Linked DNA regions of Homo sapiens: region 1 is linked to region 2. Evidence: read pairs that join two places in POLR2A ChIA-PET (ENCODE). Cell type or tissue: IMR-90. All regions are shown on one strand. Each heading gives the region's core, and the rest is flanking DNA. Links, peaks and the distances in the headings are about the cores only. Region 1 has its middle 27 kb from the start of LINC02889. Region 2 has its middle 110 kb from the start of LINC02889.

Region 1 (10,326 bases), core at 977-8,976, 87 kb after region 2:
ATAGTCCTTTCTTTGCTTCAAGCTGCTGCAGACCAGAAAGTGGTCTAATCTGATAAATGGCAGACTTCACTGTCTTTGGGAGTCTGCTTCCCAGGTGATTCAGGTACCCTTTTCAGAGAACGTTGCCATTCCATAGACTTCTTTACAGTATTAATGGGGCAGTAGAATATAATCTCCAAATGCTTGGCTGATTTTCAGGAGACTGGTTGTTTAGCACTCACAAAAATGCCTTCTTTAAATTTACGCACAGAGATAGACCTATCCAGCATGTGTTGGATTTAGACTGTCATGATTTTTTGCTTAAATATCTGGGAGTTGGCAGCATGTTTTCCACTAAGCAGACCTGCCTTGTTTTTTTGAACCAATGAGTTATTTGAATGTATTAGGATTCACATGTTTTTCATTAATTCACAATTAACTCATATCAAGATGTTATTTTATGAGAGCATTTTAACATCCATCAAACCCTCTGAGTATTTCTAAAATGCACTCTAAGCTGCCTTTTAACCTTAGAATATGTTAGGCATGGTATCAAAGGCAGTTGTTTCAAAGGTGGAGACGTGGATCTGGCAGAGAGACAAGGGCAGAACATCACAGTGTTAAATGAAGAGCCAATAAAGCTTCACTTTATTAGTAGTTAACTAGAAATTGAAGCTGGGTACCAATTTAGTTGTGAGATAATGGGCTTTTCTTGCATTTACTTTCTTATCTATATAATGGGAGTAACAAGGAATTTTTCAGAACATAAAAGGATATAAATACATTTTTAAAATGCCTTGAAAGATGGGGACACCGTTCAATACAAATAAACACTGGGATTCGTGTAGTCTATCAAACCTTTCTTTCTCAATGGTGACGACAGACTTGATATTGAAATGAATTCTGCCTCTGCCATGTACTCGAGTTATAAGCTAACATGTGTCATGTTTCCCAAACACTTCCCAGTGCCTTTATTTATTTTTGTCTTATATTTCCATAAATGCAAGCTTTGTGGTACAATTGGATAAACACAGAATTCTAAGTCAGAATTGCATGTGTTGAGACATAGAATGAAGGCAAGTCAACGATCCTGTTTTTTCAATGTTTTCTTCCCTCATTGGAGGAACATAGGTGCAAACAGCTGTTGTGAACACGTGGCCAATTTGCCTATGAGGCATTGGTCATCTATCTGCCTGAATAATTAAAATAGGAATATTTTCCTTTTCAGGGATGTATATTCTTTATGTAAATATATAAACAACGCATTTGATATACAAATATATACAATACAATTTGGAGAAAATTAAATAAATTAATTCCCCAGATACAGCCTGCTTCATTGTCTTAGAAAGTCATTTTCTTCATATTCTTCTTGTCAAATTCCTTTATATTAAGACCTAGCTAAAAAAGCCACCACCTCCACGAAGCCTGCCATGTTTTTCCAACAGCTGTTTGTGTAGATGATAAATACTTGTACTTTGCTGTGAGTTAGTATGAGCCTTTCAGGAACAGGACTGGGTGCCCATCATCTTTGTCTTCTACCATATTGACTACTCCAGGATTGATCATGTAGCAGATCTCCAGTGAATATTTCTTGAACTACAAATTGAGTTCAAGTGATCTTTTCAAAGTTTTTCTACTAACCTCATTATTGCTATTTCCTAGGACCAAGCTCAGACGTCCTCCACAAATTATTCTCTGATAAGCTCAGCCAACAGCTTCCCTCCTTTGTATAACTTTGACTTCAAACTTATATCTTGCCCTTTGTTCCTGTTGCCTATTTTCTGATGGGTTGACTGTCAAATTGCATTTTAACTTCCTTAAAAACACAGATTAAGTGAAAGTATAGCACCTGGATAGTGCTCTGTTATAATAGGTGCCCAATTGCTAGTTATTCATTGACCAATCCCCACAGCAGGAGATAATGGCCTATAAGGAAGAGATGATTTTGTCATCTGCTGTGGTTCATTCTGCCCAAAGTACAGATGATGCAGAGCATTGGGAAAGAGGCTCTAATGACTTCGATATTAGAATCTAGTCTTGATCAATATACAATAAATCATTATTGGGCAAATCCTGTTTCCTATTTTTGGAAATGTTTGGTATGCAAACAGACTTTTATTTAAAATAATTTAGGTTATACTTGTCTGGGATAGTTTATCAGAGACTGTAAAGTAAAACTGTGGAAGGCTCTCAGCTTGATCATGAGAGGGAGTATTTGGATTAACTCTTCTTTGGGGGATAATATCTACAATTTCGGTAGCTGCCACCAGTGGAATGGTGATGGCTTGTGGTTATGATGGGAGGTACATATTAGCATCTCTGGAGACTTAACATATAATACACATTCCTGGGCCATGCTTACCCTAGGAGTTTCTGATCCAGATGGTTCGAATTGGGAACAAAGTGGGTGTGGGGTGTGTGTGTGTGTGTGTGTGTGTGTGTGTGTGTATGTGTGTGTGTCTTGAAAGCTCACAGATGATTCTGATGTACATTTACAGTTAAAAGCCATTGGTTTGGAGTTTGGAATATCTTGGTGCCCAAGAATAGATTTTCTTTTTTTAAAAGTTATGTTTTTAAATGTTAGATTCAGTGGGGTACATGTGCAGGTTTGTTACATAGATACATTGTATAATGGTGAGATTTGGGCTTCTAGCGTACCCATCACCCAAATAGTGAACGTTGCACCCAATAGGTAATTTTTCTTAGCCCTCACTCCTTCCCACCTTCCCTGCCTTTTGGAGTCCCCAGTGTCTTATTTTCATCTTTATGTCCATGTGTACCCATTGTTTAGTTCCCACTTATAAGTGAGAACATGCAGTATTTGATTTTCAGTTTGAGCTATTTCACTTAGGATAATGGCCTCCAGCTCTATCCATGTTGCTGCAAAGGACATGATTTCATGATTTTTCATGGCTGCATAGTTTTCCATGTTGCCTATATACCACATTTTCTTTATCCAATCCACCACTGATGGACACTTAGGCTGATTCCATGATTTTGCTATCAAGAATAGTGCTGCAATAAACATATGGGTGCAGGTGTCTTTAAAAATATAGAATGATTTCTTTTCCTTTGAGTAGATAGCCAGCAGTGGGGTTGCTGGGTCAAATGGGAGTTCTATTAGTTCTTTGAGAAATTGGCATACTGTTTTCCACAGGTGTTGTACTGATTTACATTCCTATCAACAGTGTATAAGGGTTGCCTTTTCCCTGCACTCACAGGTTTTCTTCTGGTAAGGATAAACTGGAATCCAAGATGGAAAGCAAGGTGCATTTGACTTTGCTTTTTCATACAATTATTTATGAAGAAAATGATATGTATATTGATGAGCTGCTTTTGTCTTATAATTTAGTGTCAAAGAAATGGATAGTCCTAAGTGTAGTTCATAGGATGTATTTGTAAGTAATAGCTAACAAAAACTGAGTATTTAAGAATTTAGCTTCCTTTTATTCTAAAGGAAGGTTTTTAGTGTTCTTCCATGTTTGAGACTATTTTGGTACTTTTTCATGTTTCTAGGCCCCATTCCAGCTATTCCTAACTTCTATTCAAAGGAAAGGTATAATTTTTTTTTCTTCTGTAAGCCTCTCCTGTTGCAATGTGTCCTTAATTAGCCTTAATTACTTTTACCTTCGTGTTCCTCTGATCCATAGATTGCTGCCTGGTTACCGAGCATTTGTTCTGTCTGCCGTCTAGCTCTGAATTACCTCCTAAGAAGAAAAATAGTTTTGGAAGTATAAGTGTTAGTATTCTCTCATTCAAAATCTCTGTTTCTTTATTTTACTGTTTTCTTAAAAGGGCCAGACACTTTAAATCTGAATACTTAAAAATCATCAAGTGAAGTAGCTTTTAAATAGGATCCAATAGCCGATGCATGGCTGTTATTAGTATGAACTGTGCTTAAAAACTTTCCAGGAAACCACAAGCGTTAATCTGGAGGAAGATAAGACCGTGGATGTCCTGTCTATTGTGCCACATGGATGCCCTTTCTATGAAACAATCTTTCACCAAAGTCCTTTAGGTACTTATGTTCATTTAAATGGGGGTTATTAACTAGAATTTTATGCTAGAAGAGTGTTATATCAAGATGGATTTTTATGAACATTTATTGAGTAGGTCACGTGCCAGCCATTTTTGTGAGGCAAAATGCAATCCTCAAAACCACCTCATGAGCAGATGTTATTCCCATATTCTGTATAAGAAAATTGAGATTCAAAGAGTTACATAATTTGTACATAGTCAGTGCAACTGCTTGGTGTGTGTTTCATATCTCATTGCAGCCAAGTCACCATCGACTTGGACTTCTGACCCCCGTCAACCAAGGCAGAAGACACAGAAGTTGTAAGGAAGCCAAGTTCAGAGCATCCAACCAGTAGCGTTCCTACATTCTACACAAAGGATGGTATAATGGCGCATTGTTCCTGTTAAAGTCAGTCAGTCACACAAACTGTCATATCCTTTGAGCATATCCATTTTCTTCCACAGAAATAAACTGCCTCTGGACAAATGTGCAAGCTTCCACAAATCTGCCCCATTCTGCCTTGATTTTGTTGGTTAGAAGACTTCTTTTCTGCTTTTAGGCAGCATCTTTGGTGGATTCTCTACATTTCTGGTTAATTATCACTACTATAACTGAGCTCAGTTTTCAATTTCCAAGCTCACAATTTAATCCAAAGAAATCCAAATTTTTCTGCTTCATCTTTTAGGCGCAAATACCTCCTGTGTCTTGGAATTGAAGGAGGGAGTAGAGGAGGTGTCTGTCTTCATCTGGCCCTGGTTTAGATCTCTTTGTTGGTGGTTGATGCTTCTCTGCTGTCCTTCCATGCCTCTATGGGGCAGCATCCAAGTGTCCACCTTTGGGGCACAGAGTGGAGTCTGTCCACTGCCCGGTTTTCGGAGTGGAACCTTATACCTTATAGCCCAGACAATCCCCACCACCAGTAGTCTAGCCACAGATTTTTGCTGCCACAACCCAGACTTTGGCTGGCACCTGGTAAACAGCTTTCTTGGGTAACCTATGATGAAAGACGGCTGCAGCATAGCTGTCTATTCCATGTCACTCTCTTCTGTGTACCATAATGTTGTTCTCATTCTCTTCCCACACAGGCGGAGTCTAAGCATACCCCTAAACAGCATCCTTTCTTACAGGAAAGCCCTCTTGGACTTCTTTCCAACCACATTCCCACTCTCCAGGCTATTCAGAGAAGAAAGATACATCTTACTTGGAAGTGGTAATCTTCTCACTGCTTGAGAAGAAGATGACCATCTTATTGTCTGCACTGCTCCCTTCTCTTGTATAGCAGTCATTCCAACCTTGCCTGCAATTAGAATTACCTGGGGAGCTTTAAAAAACATCTTATTGCCAAGAGTGGCACCAGACCAATCAGATATCTCTATAGGAGGCATCTAGGCACAAGTAGAAGCCTGATTTTGCCATCTCTTAATCCTGGCAGATGTTGGGTGCTATCTGCAGCTATTGACATTCTAAAACGTTCTAAAACGTTAGGATACTTCTGTCCTGTCGTTTCCAGTCATGGATCCTAGCCAGTCATTCAGGGAAAAATTCCCTTCAATATCCTGTTCCACAAGGATGAAATGACATGCTTGAGTATAGACAATGAAGTGAAAAGAGGGCCTTTTGCTTTCCTCAGCTATGGCCTCTAAAAGGGAGGTTACCATAAAATTCACCACCACCAAGTATTTGTGCTACAAATGAGTTGTATGAACCAGTGCAACAGCTTGCTTTCTATTCCTTCATTTCCAGGACAAATATGGACAGACAATACGTGTGGTTAGTTTTCTCTCTCTCTCCCTTTTTGTTGAAGGAATGCATAATGCTGAGGCTTGTTTGTTGTGGTTTAACTAGTCATGGCTTGGTTGTAGGGAGATGTAAATTGAGTGTAGCTGAGGGAGAGAAATTCCATCTGTAAAAATAAGAAACACAACCATATCTAAAATTTGAGGAGAAAAGAAAGCATTTTGATAAAGAGGTAGCAAAGAGCCTTAGTGACTGGGATCATGAAAACTTGTGTTGGATGTGTAGTAACAGATATTTTAGAGTGAAAAAAAAAGATTTGGACTCGGGGTCCTTGTGTTCTGGGTTTCACTCTGCCACTAACTGGTTTGGAGAGGCAACTAGAGCAGTGATTGGTAACCTGGTGTATGGAATCTACCTCCACCTGCCTGGGAACCAATCCTGGCTTTAGTGCTGACAAGGGGAGTCTCTTAATTGCTTTGTGTCTCAGTTTCCTCATCTGTAAAATGAGGATCACAGTAGCACCATATCAAGATTGTTATGAAAATCAAATGAGTTAATGTTCTAAAATATTCCATGTAAGCAGTTATTAAATGAAAAATAATTAAATTTGAGCATTTCATTAAATCTTTATGTACTTCAATATACTCATCATTAAAATACCTCTTTAAAATACCTAATAACCTCCATATTCCCTCCCTCCAATACCTATACAGATTAGACATTTTTCATTTACCTAGTTAATTTTGTTTATTTATAGATAAATAACACTCAAACAGCTTTGGAACTACATATAACAACGTACCTTCACCACTGGGATTAATGATATAACAACTTTGATTTGTTTTAAAGATATCACAGTAATAATTATTAAATAAGGATTAGCTATTCAGGAAGACTTGTTCTTAAGAGTGTCAGAAACAGTCCATTATATGCTATGAAATTAGAGAATTGGACACCAGTGAGGAAAAGTCACCAATGTCCTTTGCAATCTAATTACAAACTCATGATGTCTTCCCACCATGTCTTGGTTCCTACTGCCTTTTTTTTTTTTTCTTACCTGGAATGCCCTTTGTGTCCAGCAGCATTGCAGAGAGCTGAGCTATCCTTCAATGACTAGCTCAAATACCTCCTTCATTACACCTTCCTTGATTTCTCTTGTCGGAAATGACTACTACCTTGTATCAACCTCTCCTGCAGAATTTTGGGGATTATATTCAGAACTATAGTTATTTGTGTACTTATCTTTGGCCTTCACATTAGACTGTAGAGCTCATGCCTGCATGGTATGGTATACTATATCATAATACGTGGTCTTTAAATAAAAGACTTTGAAGAGAAGAACAATTCTTATTTTCCAACTTAAAAAAAAGTTAATTTTTTAAAATAAAAGTTTTAGGTTCACAGCCAAATTGAGAGGAAGGTATAGAGATGCCTGTGAACCTCCACCTCACACATGTATACCCCACACCTGCTGACATGTTTCGAACCAGGAATGGTACTCTTGTTTCAACTGATGAACCTACATTGACACATCATTATCCACAGTCCATAGTTTACATGAGGGTTCACTCTTGCTATTTTTTAAAAATCTTTTTATTTCTTCTAAAAAAAAGGGATACATGTGCAGAACATGCAGGTTTGTTACATAGGTATACATGTGCCATGGTGTTTTGCTGCTTCTATTGACCCATCCTCTAAGTTCCCTCTGCTCCCCCAACCCCCCAACAGGCCCTGATGTGTGTTGTTCCCTTCTGTGTGTCCATGTGTTCTTATTGTTCAACTCCTGCTTATGTGAGAACGTGCAGTGTTTGGTTTTCTGTTCCTGTGTTAGTTTGCTGAGGATGATGGCTTCCAGCTTCATCCATGTCCCTGCAAAGGACATAATCTCATTCCTTTTTATGTATGCAAAGTATTCCATGGTGTATATGTACCACATTTTATTTATCCAGTCTATCATTGATGAGCATTTAGGTTGGTTCCATGTCTTTGCTATTGTAAATAGTGCTGCAGTAAACATACGTGTACACGTGTCTTTATAGTAGAATGATTTATATTCCTTTGGGTATATACCCAGTACAGGGATTGCTGGGTCAAATGGTATTTCTGGCTCTAGATCCTTGTGGAATTGCTGTAATATCTTCCACAATGGTTGAACTAATTTACATTCCCACCAACAGTGTAAAAGCATTCCTATTTCTCCACAGCTTTGCTAGCAACTATTGTTTCCTGACTTTTAATCATCACCATTCTGACTGATGTGAGATGGTATCTCATTGTGGTTTTGATTTGCATTTCTCTGATGATCAGTGATGTTGAGCTTTATTTCATATGTTTGTTGGCCACATAAATGTCTTCTTTTGAGAAGTGTCTGTTCATATCCTTTGCTCACTTTTTGATGGGGTCATTTTTTTTTTCTTGTAAATTCTGGATATTAGAACTTTATCAAATGGACAGATTGCAAAAATTTTCTCTTATTCTGTAGGTTGCCTGTTCACTCTGATGATAGTTTCTTTTGCTGTGAAGAAACTCTTTAGTTTAATTATATCCTATTTGTCAATTTTGGCTTTTGTTGGAATTGCTTTTGGCGTTTTAATCTGCCTGTGCCTATGTCCTGAATGGTATTGCCTAGGTTTTCTTCTAGGGTTTTATGGTTTTGGGTTTTACATTTAAGTCTCTAATCCATCTTGAGTTAATTTTTTGTGTAAGGTATAAGGAAGGCGTCCAGTTTCAGTTTTCTGCATATGGCTAGCCAGTTTTCCCTCACTCTTGCTATTGCATATTCTATGGGTTTGACAAAATGTATAATGACATGTATCCACCATTCGAGTATCATACAGAGTATTGTCACTACTCTCAAATCCTTGGTCCTCCACCTATTTTTCCATTCCCCAACCCCTTGGAACTGCTGATCTTCACCTTAATCTTTTACCTTAAAAATTAACAATTAGTGACTTTCTCCTTGGTAATTAAGATACTCCTTTTCTGTTGATTGTGGTGTTTCTGCTTTTACAACTAGGTACTTCAAATTATGCAGTTATTTTCTTTCAGATTCTACAGTATGTAGTTTTTATCAAATAGTTCTTCAAATAATTTGCAGTACCTTATTTAACTTACCTAGCATAATAAAATCCTAGTATTATATGTACACACATATATGTACATCATATATATTTCAATAATTTCAGGTAAAGAATGATTTTTACATACTCATCTCATTTTTCTTCAGAATTAGAAAATGAATTATATTTGTGCTTGGGGCAGGATGTTGTGTAAATTTCTGTGTTATGTTTATATATCTAACTAAAATATGGTGTTACCAGATTAGTTTTGTAATTTCAATCCAGTTTTTTCAAAATGCCCAAGAGATGTCCGTTTCAATCATGCAAGAAACTTTTTGTTTTAAGTCAGACACCAGGATGAAGTTACTGGGTGGCTTGTTAATTTTTAATGATCAATAGAGTTCTATCACAAGGGAGAATAAATGGAGATGGTAAAAAGCTTTCTCAATTCTGAAAAAAAGCATAGACATTTCTGTGCTGCTGTAATTATTTGCAGATCCTTGTGGAAGCAGGGGGAAAGTTCCATGTGAAGATTATTTCCCAATGTTGAGTCTGCAAATAGTTCCAGTCTTAGGTGTGAGCATTCAGTTTCTGGTTGTGAAGAATCATCTACCTGCACAGAAGCAAGAGATTGCTGATTATTTTTCCTTCAGCAATTCATCGTTGTGAAGATGACTCTAGAACTCTGAGTTAAATTGCCTGGCAGGTCTCTTGAATTCTGATAACATTTTCCTGAATGCTTATGTTTTACATATATTTTTAATTTAACTTGCCTTTTTAAAAGAGAAATTGCTCTGTACACATGCTTAAAGAGATAGTATGAAACAAAGGCAATCAGTGCCTCTACTAGCAAGACATGTAGAAACACAGGAAACACATGGAGAATTAATTTCCAACATCCAGGTTCTGTCGATTATGAATAAAGTTGCTATGAGCACTAACATACAAATGTTTGTGTGGACATATGTTTTCATTTATCTTGGGTAAATACTTATGAGTGGAATTTCTGGGTTAGATGGTAAGGATGAGTCTGACTTTATAAGAAAATGCCAAACTGTTCTCCAAAGTGTCTGTACCACTTTGCATTCCCACCAGCAGTGTTGGAGATTTCCAGTTGCTCCACAGCACTTGTTATCAATCTTTTTAAATTTTAGTCATTCTAGAGGGTGTGTTGGGACATTGCATTGGAGTTTTAATTTATATTTAACAATAATGACATTGAATACTTTTTCATATGCTGTTTTCCATCAGCATCTTTTTTTGAAGTGTGTCTATTCAACTATTTTGTTAAAATTGTGGCTTGTTAGTCTTGTTATTGAGTTTAGAGAGTTCTTTATATTCTCTGCACACCTGTTCTTTACTGTTTGGAGATAACTCTTTATGGATCTCTCATATTTCTGCACATATTGTGAGCAGGGACATTGACAACTATTGTTCTAGACTATCTTTTCAAAGGAGTTTGTATAGCAAAAAAGCCTTGGATAATTGAGATATTGTTTTCCTTTTGGGAAAGAGAAGATATATTTGGTG
Region 2 (10,326 bases), core at 1,259-9,258:
TTACTTCCAGAGTTTACACGCTGCTACTCTTCTTGAGAGAGACTTCCTCTGTTCTTCGCCTGAAAAACCCAGTCTCATCCTCTAAGATAGTTAAATGACCCTTGTTTCACTGCATCCTGTGTTACCTCTTTCAAAGGGCTTAACTATCCCAAGCATCTTGACATGTCTAGCTAATCCATTCCCAACTTATTTATCATGGAAGCCTCAGCATATGATTCATAATAGGTCCTTTACTGAATGTACAAAAAAATGTAAAATACAGACTTAGTATTCTTTATCTGAAATGCTTGGGAACAGAGTGTTTTGGATTTCAAAAGTTTTTGGATGTTGAAATATTTGCATGTACATAATGAGACGTCTTGGGGATGGAGTCCAAATCTAAACACAAAACTCATTTATGTTTCATAAACACTTTATATACATAGCCTGAGTGTAATTTTGTACAATATTTTAAATAATTTTGTGCAAAGTTTTGCCTGCATTTTGACTGAGACCCATCACATGAGGTTTGGTGTAAATTTTTCCACTTATGTTGTCATGTTGGTACTTAGAAAGTTTTGGATTTGTGAGCATTTTGGAGTTTTGGACTAGGGATGCTCAGCCTGTATACATTTTTATATTTTAATTTTCAATATTATTATAGAAATAAAAATGGCAATAGTTACAATACTTATTAAATGCTAAGTACTGTTTTGAATACTTTATATGTTTATCTCATATAAACCTCGTGACAGCTCCTTTGAAATAGTTGCATTGTCTCTATTTTACAGATGAAGAAAGTGAGGTAAAATAAATTTCCCAAGGTCATATATCAAACCCAGGCAGACTGGCTCACAGTTCGTGTTCATAACCTCGATGCCTTGTTCCCTTTTTATAGCATTAGAAACAATTTCATGTTCTGGTAAATTTTTTTTTTAAATGTGTAGAATGATGTGTGAATTATACAGAAAGCAACCTTATTTCTTTAGAGTTATCCTTTATGTTTAACTACAATAGTTACTTCCCAAGGAAAGAAAGATTTCTCTAGGCTGGGAGAAAGGGGTAGAGATGAGAAAATAATTTCCCACATCAGTGGAAAAATGGCCTCACAGCAATCTGTAGACGTGAGAAAATGTGTGGATAGATGATGTGTAACCAGAGGGCCTCTTCTACCCTCAAGATATCTTGGACCTGCATAGAATCTTGGAAGCACGCCACAGACCCATGTTGGTATTGGTGGACAGGGAACCTTAATGACTGAGTTAAATTTTCTACCTGCATGGCCCAATGGGAGCTTATAATAAAATTAAATTATTTTACGGAAAATGTACAGTTGCAAATGTTCTTACACACATAGTTGAGTTTATAGTGATTTTTATACCCTTCTTACATCCTTTAGAGAGCTGTTTTTCTCTAAATGTATCCACGCCTTCTATGAATTGGTCTTTTCAAAAAGGTTGTTGACTGAGGAAAATTTCTAACACAACAATCTGGCCCGTTCCCAAATTGGGCAAAGCCATCCTTGGAGAGCAATTAATGTCTGACCTCTGGTCTTAGAATGAGAGGGGAATGTGTTTATAAACATGAAATTTAAAATGAAATATCAGGTGAGTGTAATCAGAATTGTTGAAAGGACCCAATTCAGAGAGATTTAGTCTGTTTCTTGATAACCTCTGAAGTCCAAGAATTGCAAAAGGCTTTAATAAGTAGTAGATCTCATGTAAAATCAATAATTGTGGTTGTCTGTGGCCTCCAGTAAAATTTCATTAGTGTTCGTTTTCACTAGTGTAAGCATCTCTTTGGTGCACCATGTATTCCATGGTCACTATTTAAATAGTGAGGCACTAACACTGTATTTGAAGCACACATCAGAAAGCCAGTGGGTATGGGATTTTGACTATAGGCTATTGAGTCAGAATGTTTTTGTTGTTATTTCACCTTGGTTAATTATCCTCTTCAACCGACTCTCATACTGTCTACAATCAAGATAGCATTCCTATTAATCTTTCATGGGAGGCGTTGCAGAATCTATCTAATGTTTTATTTTGTAAGCATATTTTTAAGCATTTTAGTAGTTTTCCATGTTTACTGTATTTGTTTGTATTCAGACAAATGAATGTTTCAAATGTTAAAACTCATACTGAATGCTACTACGGGCCAGTTATGGATGATGTAAAGATGAATAAGACAAGGCTCCTGCCCTCCAAGAACTGTAGAGCTGTGGTGGCAAAGAGAGGCAGTAACCTGGCAATTCCAAGTCAGGGATGAGGCAGACACCATTGGTTCTCTGTTCAACAGTCACTCTTTCTGTCTTCCTGGCTAACTGGGCCCTGATTTAAAAATAAATAAATAAATAAAGCAGCAAGATGCCCAAAGAAGGTAGGCCTCATTATTCAGGGATGCATTATGATTGGTTAAAGCCACTTAGGTAATCCTGTTCCCCTTTACCATGATTGGCTGGAATGGCCATGTGGCCTTCTTCCTGGCCAGTGAGACAAAAGTTAGACTCTTCTGGAAAAGCATACCTGGAAAGGAAATCCTTTCCACTAATCAAAAATGGAGACAAGTGGGTAGGATATCGCTCCTTCTCTTCCTGCTTTTGAGAGTGGTTTTGAGGTGATGGTGGTTGGAGCTTGAGGAGCAATTTTCTAACTCGTTGGGGATGGTTGATGGACAGATAGAAAGGAGATCGTCCTTGATAACAATGTAGAACTGAACTAACCGTGCTACCAACTTTCTCCAGAATTCTTGTTCTGTGAGGTAGTAGTGATAATAATCTCCTCTTGCTTCAGGCACTTCTAGTTACTTATTAAATTACCGGCACCTGAAAAAAAACTCTACTTGATAGGTATTTCAGTAAAGTTAGGTACAAATCCCTAAAGAAGCACAGGAGACAAGAAGGTAATTTAGCTGGGGGAATGAGAGAGGGTCTCCTAGATAAGGTGAACTTTGAGCTTTGTTTTGAAGAACAAGTAGAAATTCACTAGGAAGAAATGGCAGGGAAGGGCATCCAGGAAAGGCACGTAGAATGGCCTGGAGGCATGAGGGCCCTGGCCTCTCTAGACTACAATGTGGTTTTAGATGCCCAGAGTACTTTAGATGCTCAGTGGAATGGATCTCATAACATGAGGAGATTTCAAATTCACTTACATGAGATTGTTAAAGGTTTCAAATTAAGTATACAGTCTGAGATGTACAGTAACCTATAATCTTGATTTAGAAGCCTTGAATCTACATCCTGTGGCTTTGAGTTTGGAAACGGAGGGGCAGTGAACAAGTGACGGCAGAGCACACAGTGTGGTTTCCAAGTTCTCTGTTTTTTTTTTTTTTTTTAATTGTTGTTCACAGCTCGGCAACTTTTATGAAGCATTCGAAGTTTGGTTCTTTTGTTAGTGCAGGTCATCTGAGAAGCAGATGAAAAGACATGAATAAACATGTAAGGATTTTATTAGGGGAACAGCCTTGTGAGAGGAAATGGAGAGTGAGCAGGGTGAGGCCACGGGACTGGGATGCAGTTGCAACATAGACAAGGAAAGAGGGAGGGAGGGTTGTGTGAAAGTGCCCTAGGCCACTGTGCAGTCTAAGGAAGGTTCGGAAAGGCCATGGGTCCTCAAGCCAGAGTCATGGTCAGCACAGTCTTCTGTCCCCCAATAAAGAGCCTGCCTCCGCATCCCTGCCCCATGCAAAGCAGCCAATGGGAAGCCCAACCTCGGCACAAACATGGCAATGGATCTTAGAGCACAGCTGCTGGGGCCACATATTCCTTGCAGTTGGACGTTTGCAAGGATTTTCTGTTTCTTTTCAAAACATTGCCTTAAAAAGAAAACTGCTAAGAGTGGTGATGGAATTATAAAAAAAATCAAATATTTTATACATTTTTTTAGGTAAAATTCTTAACCTTTTTTGGGTCATGGGACCCATTCAGCACTTGATTTCAGCTATGGACTCTAGCATGACCCATTGGCCTCGTCTTAGCTTCCTGAGCCCCCAGCTTTCCCGCAGCTGGGCTCCCAATATCTGCTGCTGCAGCACCTCCACAGCTTCCCACTTGATGACACCTGGAGCTCTTCTGCCATTGCTTGTCCTCCTTCTTGGATAGACTCATGGTTCAGCAGCTGCAAGCATACTTTCGCTTGAAAGATACCTTGGCTAAGAGTATTTATGTTTTGCCCTTCAGGGCCTCTATAGTTCACTTCCAATCTCAGAACTATCTCTGAATCCTCACTGAGTATTAATTCCTAGACTATCTAAAGGATGAGATTACTTCTATTAATGTGTTTAGATCTATTAACGTGCCTTGTCCACATGGTCAACTGGCACCTTTTCCTGTCTTCCTTAGTCCATATGAGCTCTTTGTCTCAAATTTAGGGTTGACAACCTAGACTATGTTCTTGACTTCATCCTTAACACTTAAGGATATATACCCCCTTTTTTAAAAGCCCCCCCAACCATTGTGCTCACATAATCATAAAAATCACATATATAATACACACATATACGTACTCCCTCAGACACAGTATTAAAAATGCATATGAAGTCGATTCTCATTATCCATGGTAGTTATGCTCTACAGAGTTGCTGTGAACACTGAATTAGTGAATACAGAACTATTTCTCCCAGGGAAATATGTACACATATATACATAGATTATAATATAAATCCCGAACCCAATTCATGCTAGTAGATTCTATTTTCTTTACTTTTTCAAAAGAGAAAACAAGCATCAGAAGTGTTAAGTGACTTGTCTGAGGCCACCCCACTAATAGGTGCCAGACTGGGACTCAACCCCATCCAACCAGCCCAGAGCTGGAGTTTCCAGCACTGCCCAGATCAGTTCCTTGCTGTCACCACCCTCGACTCATCTCTGTATGAGAACTGAAGCCGAAGGCAGAGCTTTTCCGGGTTCCACCTCAGCTGGGAATGTGCTTGTTGGGGCAATCCAAAATTTCTGCCAATGTATGAATGTCTGTGAATGACGGTGAAGGCATGCTAGTATTGATTTTGGGGTTACACATAAATTATAGCTGGTAGACAAATCTGCAAACAGGAAATCCATGAATAATGAAGATCAACAATGCAAGGTAAAAAAATAAAAATGTACAAAGGGGTGTACAGTGAAAAATATGTCTCCTTTTCCGTCTCCTTAGATTTCTGGTTCTTGTATCCCTCCACCCCCATCCTCAAGGAACTGCTATTATCAATGTCTTATTTATTCTTTCAGAGATAACCTTCTAATAGCACCTTGGGCAAAATGAGTGGTTAAAACGGGGAATTTGAATTTAAACAGATCTAGCTTTAAAAATGCTAATATGGGCAACTTATTCAAACTCTCTAGGCCTCAGTTTCTTCAACCCTAAAACAGAGGCCTCCTAGGTGAGCTGACAGGATTATACAGCCTCGTGTATGTAAAGTACCTGTCACTGTAAAGGCCCGTATGACAGCTGTGATCTTCACCTCCAAAGCACTGAGCTTCCCAAAGACTTCTTATTCTTTTTTTTTTTTTTGCAATGCCAAGGTTTCTTACAGTTTAATGTTTTGCATGCCAAGGTGGCATTGCGAAAAATAAATAAATAAATAAAAGAATAAGAAGTCTTTGAGAAGCTCAGTGCTTTGGTTAGACCCAAAGACTTCTTACTCTACACTGTGGTTCTGACTTTAGCTGTTTCACTGCCTGTGTCTCTCCCACACATCCTCAACCTTGTGTGGGAGATATGAGTTCAACGTCACAGTGAGGAATCTGGCTGGAGAGAGGAGTTTATTAGCTGGAGCCATTCTATGCAGGCTAAGCCATCACTTCTAGTTAGGATTTGTGGAAAGGGTCACAGGATTTTTTTTTTTAAGAACTGGTGTAAATCAGGGCTTAGCTTCAGCTTCAGCCAAACAGAGAGGGGAAATAGGAAGATATAAACTAATGGAGAAGAGAGGGGCCATTTCCTTATTCAAATAAATAGGTACTTCATTCAACGTAGGCATCTAATAAGGCACCCAGTGTTTTTCCCTTCTTTCAAGTGGAAGTCTATCATAAATTTTGGGCCTTAACCATACTTGAAAAGATCTATGTAAAAATGGCTTCCTTGAAAGAATTAAATAGCATCCCCTCCCCCAGCCATTGTAAATCTTTTTCAATTGTACATATATTTTCATTTGCTAGATGTGCTACCATTGGTAAAGCCTTTAGGAAGGATTCAACATTTGAGCTATCATTTTTTAAAAGAAAGTTGTTGTTGTATTTGACTCACGCCTTTCTTGCAGTCAATCTGCCTAGCATATAATAAAATTAAAAATAAAATAGAAGACCATGTCATGGGGAAATGGGTCTATATTTGAATTATTTGGTTTCTTTACGTTATCAGGCAAAGCCGTCTGCAGCTTGGTTGTTACTGAATGTTCAGAATACTGGCATTTCTCTGCCTTGTGTATCTCCAAGATTTAATTCCTATTGACTTCAAAGGGAAAAAATACACATCAAGTTTCTGTTTTGGGGAGGGCCTCAGAAGCTTGTCTGCCTTTTTAAAGAAAATAAAAGCCTTTCTATTTCCTTGCTTGCTCAGGAGCAGCTATCATCATAAATGTCAACTCAGATTTCTTACAGTTTAATGTTTTAAGTTGGGAACGGGATATCCAATGTATGCTTTCCCTTTTTCTGTATCAGTTGACTTTTTGTATCTGGATAGCCCAAAAAGACTTGAGTTGAAATTAAGGTAAGTGAAATGTATTCTGGTCATTGAACAAATAATTCCTCTTTTCCATTTTTGAAGTCTCAGCTCTGGGCCTGTACTTGGCAGGGTGGGAGTCTTTTGTTGCTTGACTCTTCAGAATCTCTGATTGCAAATATAACTGTTGGGGTACTCACTGCCCATTCCCCGGTTCAGATCAAGGTGTGAGAAAAAGCTAATCATTAGATACTGTCCACAACTTAATTTTTTCTGGCTTGGACAAGTGCACTAATGCTAGTTCTTTTTTTTTTTTTGGCAGTCTGTAATCTCTACCATAATTATTCAAAAATATTTTGTTGGTTGATCTCGATGAGATGAAGGGAAAATTCTCATCGTATCATTTAGCTCTGTTGATAACTTAAAAAATTTGTAGATAAAATGCTCTTTTTTTCTCCATGTGCTGTAGTTTGGATGTCTGTCCTCCCAAATCCCATGATGAAACTTATCCCCAATGTTGGAGGTGGGGACTAATAGGAGGTGCTTGGGTCATGGAGGCAGAGCCCTCATGAATGGTTTAGTGCAGTCCTTGTGGGAATAGAGTTCTCACTGACCTCAATCTCATGGGAGCTGGTTGTTAAAAAGAGCCTGGCACCACCCCTGTCTCTCTTGCTACCTCTCTCGCCATGTGTCTCTACACACACTGACCCTGCTTCACCTTCTGCTGTGAGTGGAAGCAGCCATAGGCCATCATCAGAAGCAGATGCTGGTACCAGGCATCTAGCACAGCCTGCAGAAGGGTGAGCCAAACAAACCCCTTTTCCTTATAAATTACCCACCCTCAATTATTTCTTTATACTAACACTAAATGGACTAAGACACCATGTTTCAATAAAAAGTTATATTGCTATATGCTTATCATTAGATTTTCCTCCTCCATGGGTCAGTGGCCCTTAAGAGGAATAAACAGATTCCCTACCTCTGCCAATAATGATTCCTTCTAGTAGTATCAGATTCAACTGTGATCAATACAAGGAAACGGGGAAATATGGTTCTTGTTCTTGGGATGCTTACTGTCTGGCTAGTGAGAACAGACATGGAGCTACTTGCTATGATATAGAAGTGATAAATGGGATTGTGGTTTAGATAAGTAGTTTTCAACCTGTTTTTGGCCACAACACACATGTAAATTGAAGTTCACGTTTGTGACACACACTCAGGGGTGTAATAATGGTTGGTTAAACACAATTCTTTAGAAAGTAGCTATAGCCCCAACACTTTCTCTCCTATTTAAGAAAACATTAGCATGTGAGTAAGGAAATAAGCAGGCTAGAATGTAAAGGTTGTCCTTAAATTTATCCTCATTTGTTTACAAATGTCAATTATTTAAAAACTTTAGTTATTAGTAGTGTTATTAGTAGTAGTAACATTATTATTAGTAATGAATTACTCACAACATACTTCACAACTGACTTCACATTTTAGAATTGGAAAGGTGCTGATTTATGCAATAATTGTTACCAAGGTTTTGTTGGGTCTCACAAATACATACACAAACATAGTTATCAAAGAGCCTATGAGTACCTCTGTCTCAGGCAGAGGGCAACCCCCAAATCTGAACATATTCTCTTGTGATTATCACTCTTGAGGCTCCAAAGAAATGTTTCTCTACCTCTCTTCCCCTGTGTCTTTGATTTCTTGTGTCAGAATGCCATGAAACGTTATAGTTGGTGTTCCTGCTGATGTCAGAGAATGATGCTGCCTCCCAGCTCAGACAAGATTTCAGTGGTAGAAGTGCAGAGGTATGTCAAATCTGTTCGCTCAGGAAAGCAGTGTCATTTCTCAGTAGCTTCTGAATAGCAGCCTGGCCATGTGACTTGCTTTGTCTATTTAAAAGTAAAAGAAGTGACATACGTCACTCCCAAATGGAAGCGTTCAGAGCTATTGCATGGTTCCATCATTGCTTTTTCCTTTGCTGCAAGGGCAGACTCACTTCCCAGAAAAAGAACTACCCTGGAATGCCAAAGATATGAAGTTCAACTGAAACCCGTCTGCAACAGACATTAATATGAACAAGAAATATACCTTTGTTGTCATCAACACTGAGATTGTGGGGTTATTTTTTTGTTTGTTGTTTTCCATCAAGCATAACTTAAACTGATCAATATATATAGTGTTATGAAGATATCATCAGTTTTCATAGAGTCTTGGTTTCAAGTTTGATTTTTCATGTTTCATGGGCATGTTCCTTGACTTCTCAGAAATCAGTTTTCTTATCAGCAAGATAGGAATAAAAAATAATTGTTACCATTGCCGTGAAAATTAATTAGAATACTGTAATTTAAAATACATTATAAACTTCCAAAATGTGTAAATTTAAGGAGGCAGCTTCTCTTACAAGGAAGACATTTTTTTTTTTTATTATTATAGTTTAAGTTCTAGGGTGCATGTGCGCAACGTGCAGGTTTGTTACATAGTTATATGTGTGCCATGGTTTGCTGCACCCATCAACTTGTCATTTACATTAGGTATTTCTCCTAATGCTATCACTGCCCCAGTCCCCTACTCCCCAACAGGCCCCCGTGTGTGATGTTCCCCACCCTGTGTGCAAGTGTTCTGATTGTTCAATTCCCACCTCAGAGTGAGAACATGCGGTGTTTGGTCTTCTGTCCTTGTGATAGTTTGCTGAGAATGATGGTTTCCAGCTTCATCCATGGCCCTGCAAAGGACATGAACTCAAGAAGGAAGACAGTTTTTAGGGTAGAACAGACCTAGGTTTGCAATCCACCCCAGCTTTTTACTCACTTTGAAATCTTGCACTGAGATATTACTGAAGTCCTTTGAGCCAGTTTCTTAATATGTAAAAAGAGGATCTGAAAACTATGCAGGTTTGTTGGATTGGGTAGTTATTGTTTGAAAAATATCTCTGTCTCAGCAGTTAGCACACACCAGGAGCTCAATACATGGTGACTGCTCTTATTGTAAGAACTATGAGTTGTTTTACTATATATGTTGTAGATTCAAGGTATACAATCAACAATGTTAATCAGCACTTTAAGGGGTCATGCACATGTACCACCCAATTAAAGTGTATGGCAGCTATTGCTTACCTGGCTATTTCTCTTTCTTCAACTCTGATTCCCTTTAGAAAAGGGCAAATTCATCTTCCTTTCCCTGACCCTAGCACATAGAATCTCTTCAAAAAACATGTGTTGGATTTTAAAAGTTTGAAGTTTAATTATGGATGTTCTAAAATACTAAAAGTTAATAATTTGGGGCTTTATATTTTATGTTAGTATTTCTCAAGATATGGTCTTAGCGCCACTTGCATCAGAAGGATAGCGGGGTGGGAAAGGTGGTGAGCTGCTTGCTACAGTGCAGATTTCAGACTTACTGAATCCAAATTTCTGGGGGGCTTCTTGCTCAGAGAGTCTGGATTTTTACTAAGAACTTCAGTTTGACTCCCATAAATACTGAGTTTTTGAGACTTGATGCTCCAAATGATAGAAACCTCATGGAGGAATGGCGCCCCCTGCTACATTAGTGTGAGGGGCAACTAGACAGCTGGTACAAATGCAGATTCAGAGACCTCTCCTCATATTTTAAGATTCAATATGTCTGTGGTGGAAGCCACGAATCCGAATTTTTGACAAATATCCTTCCATGTGGCCCCTCTCCCTACCTCCAGCGCAGG

The links. Peaks named below come from ENCODE experiments on the same cell type or tissue, not always from the same donor. Only the 100,000 strongest peaks of a DNase experiment are listed, where the experiment ranks them.
Region 1: POLR2A ChIA-PET joins it to region 2 with 6 read pairs; 2 of 35 experiments call an interaction of 5 or more read pairs at or near these places.

Annotation. Positions count from the first base shown.
Region 1 is chr7:17,580,495-17,590,820 of GRCh38, reverse strand. No RefSeq gene overlaps it. Among named protein-coding and RNA genes, the nearest start is that of LINC02889, 27 kb to the right of the region's middle. In IMR-90, for the core only: no CTCF peak of the experiment used is centred there; a DNase peak (open chromatin) is centred at 5,810.
Region 2 is chr7:17,667,510-17,677,835 of GRCh38, reverse strand. No RefSeq gene overlaps it. Among named protein-coding and RNA genes, the nearest start is that of LINC02889, 110 kb to the right of the region's middle. In IMR-90, for the core only: no CTCF peak of the experiment used is centred there; no DNase peak of the experiment used is centred there.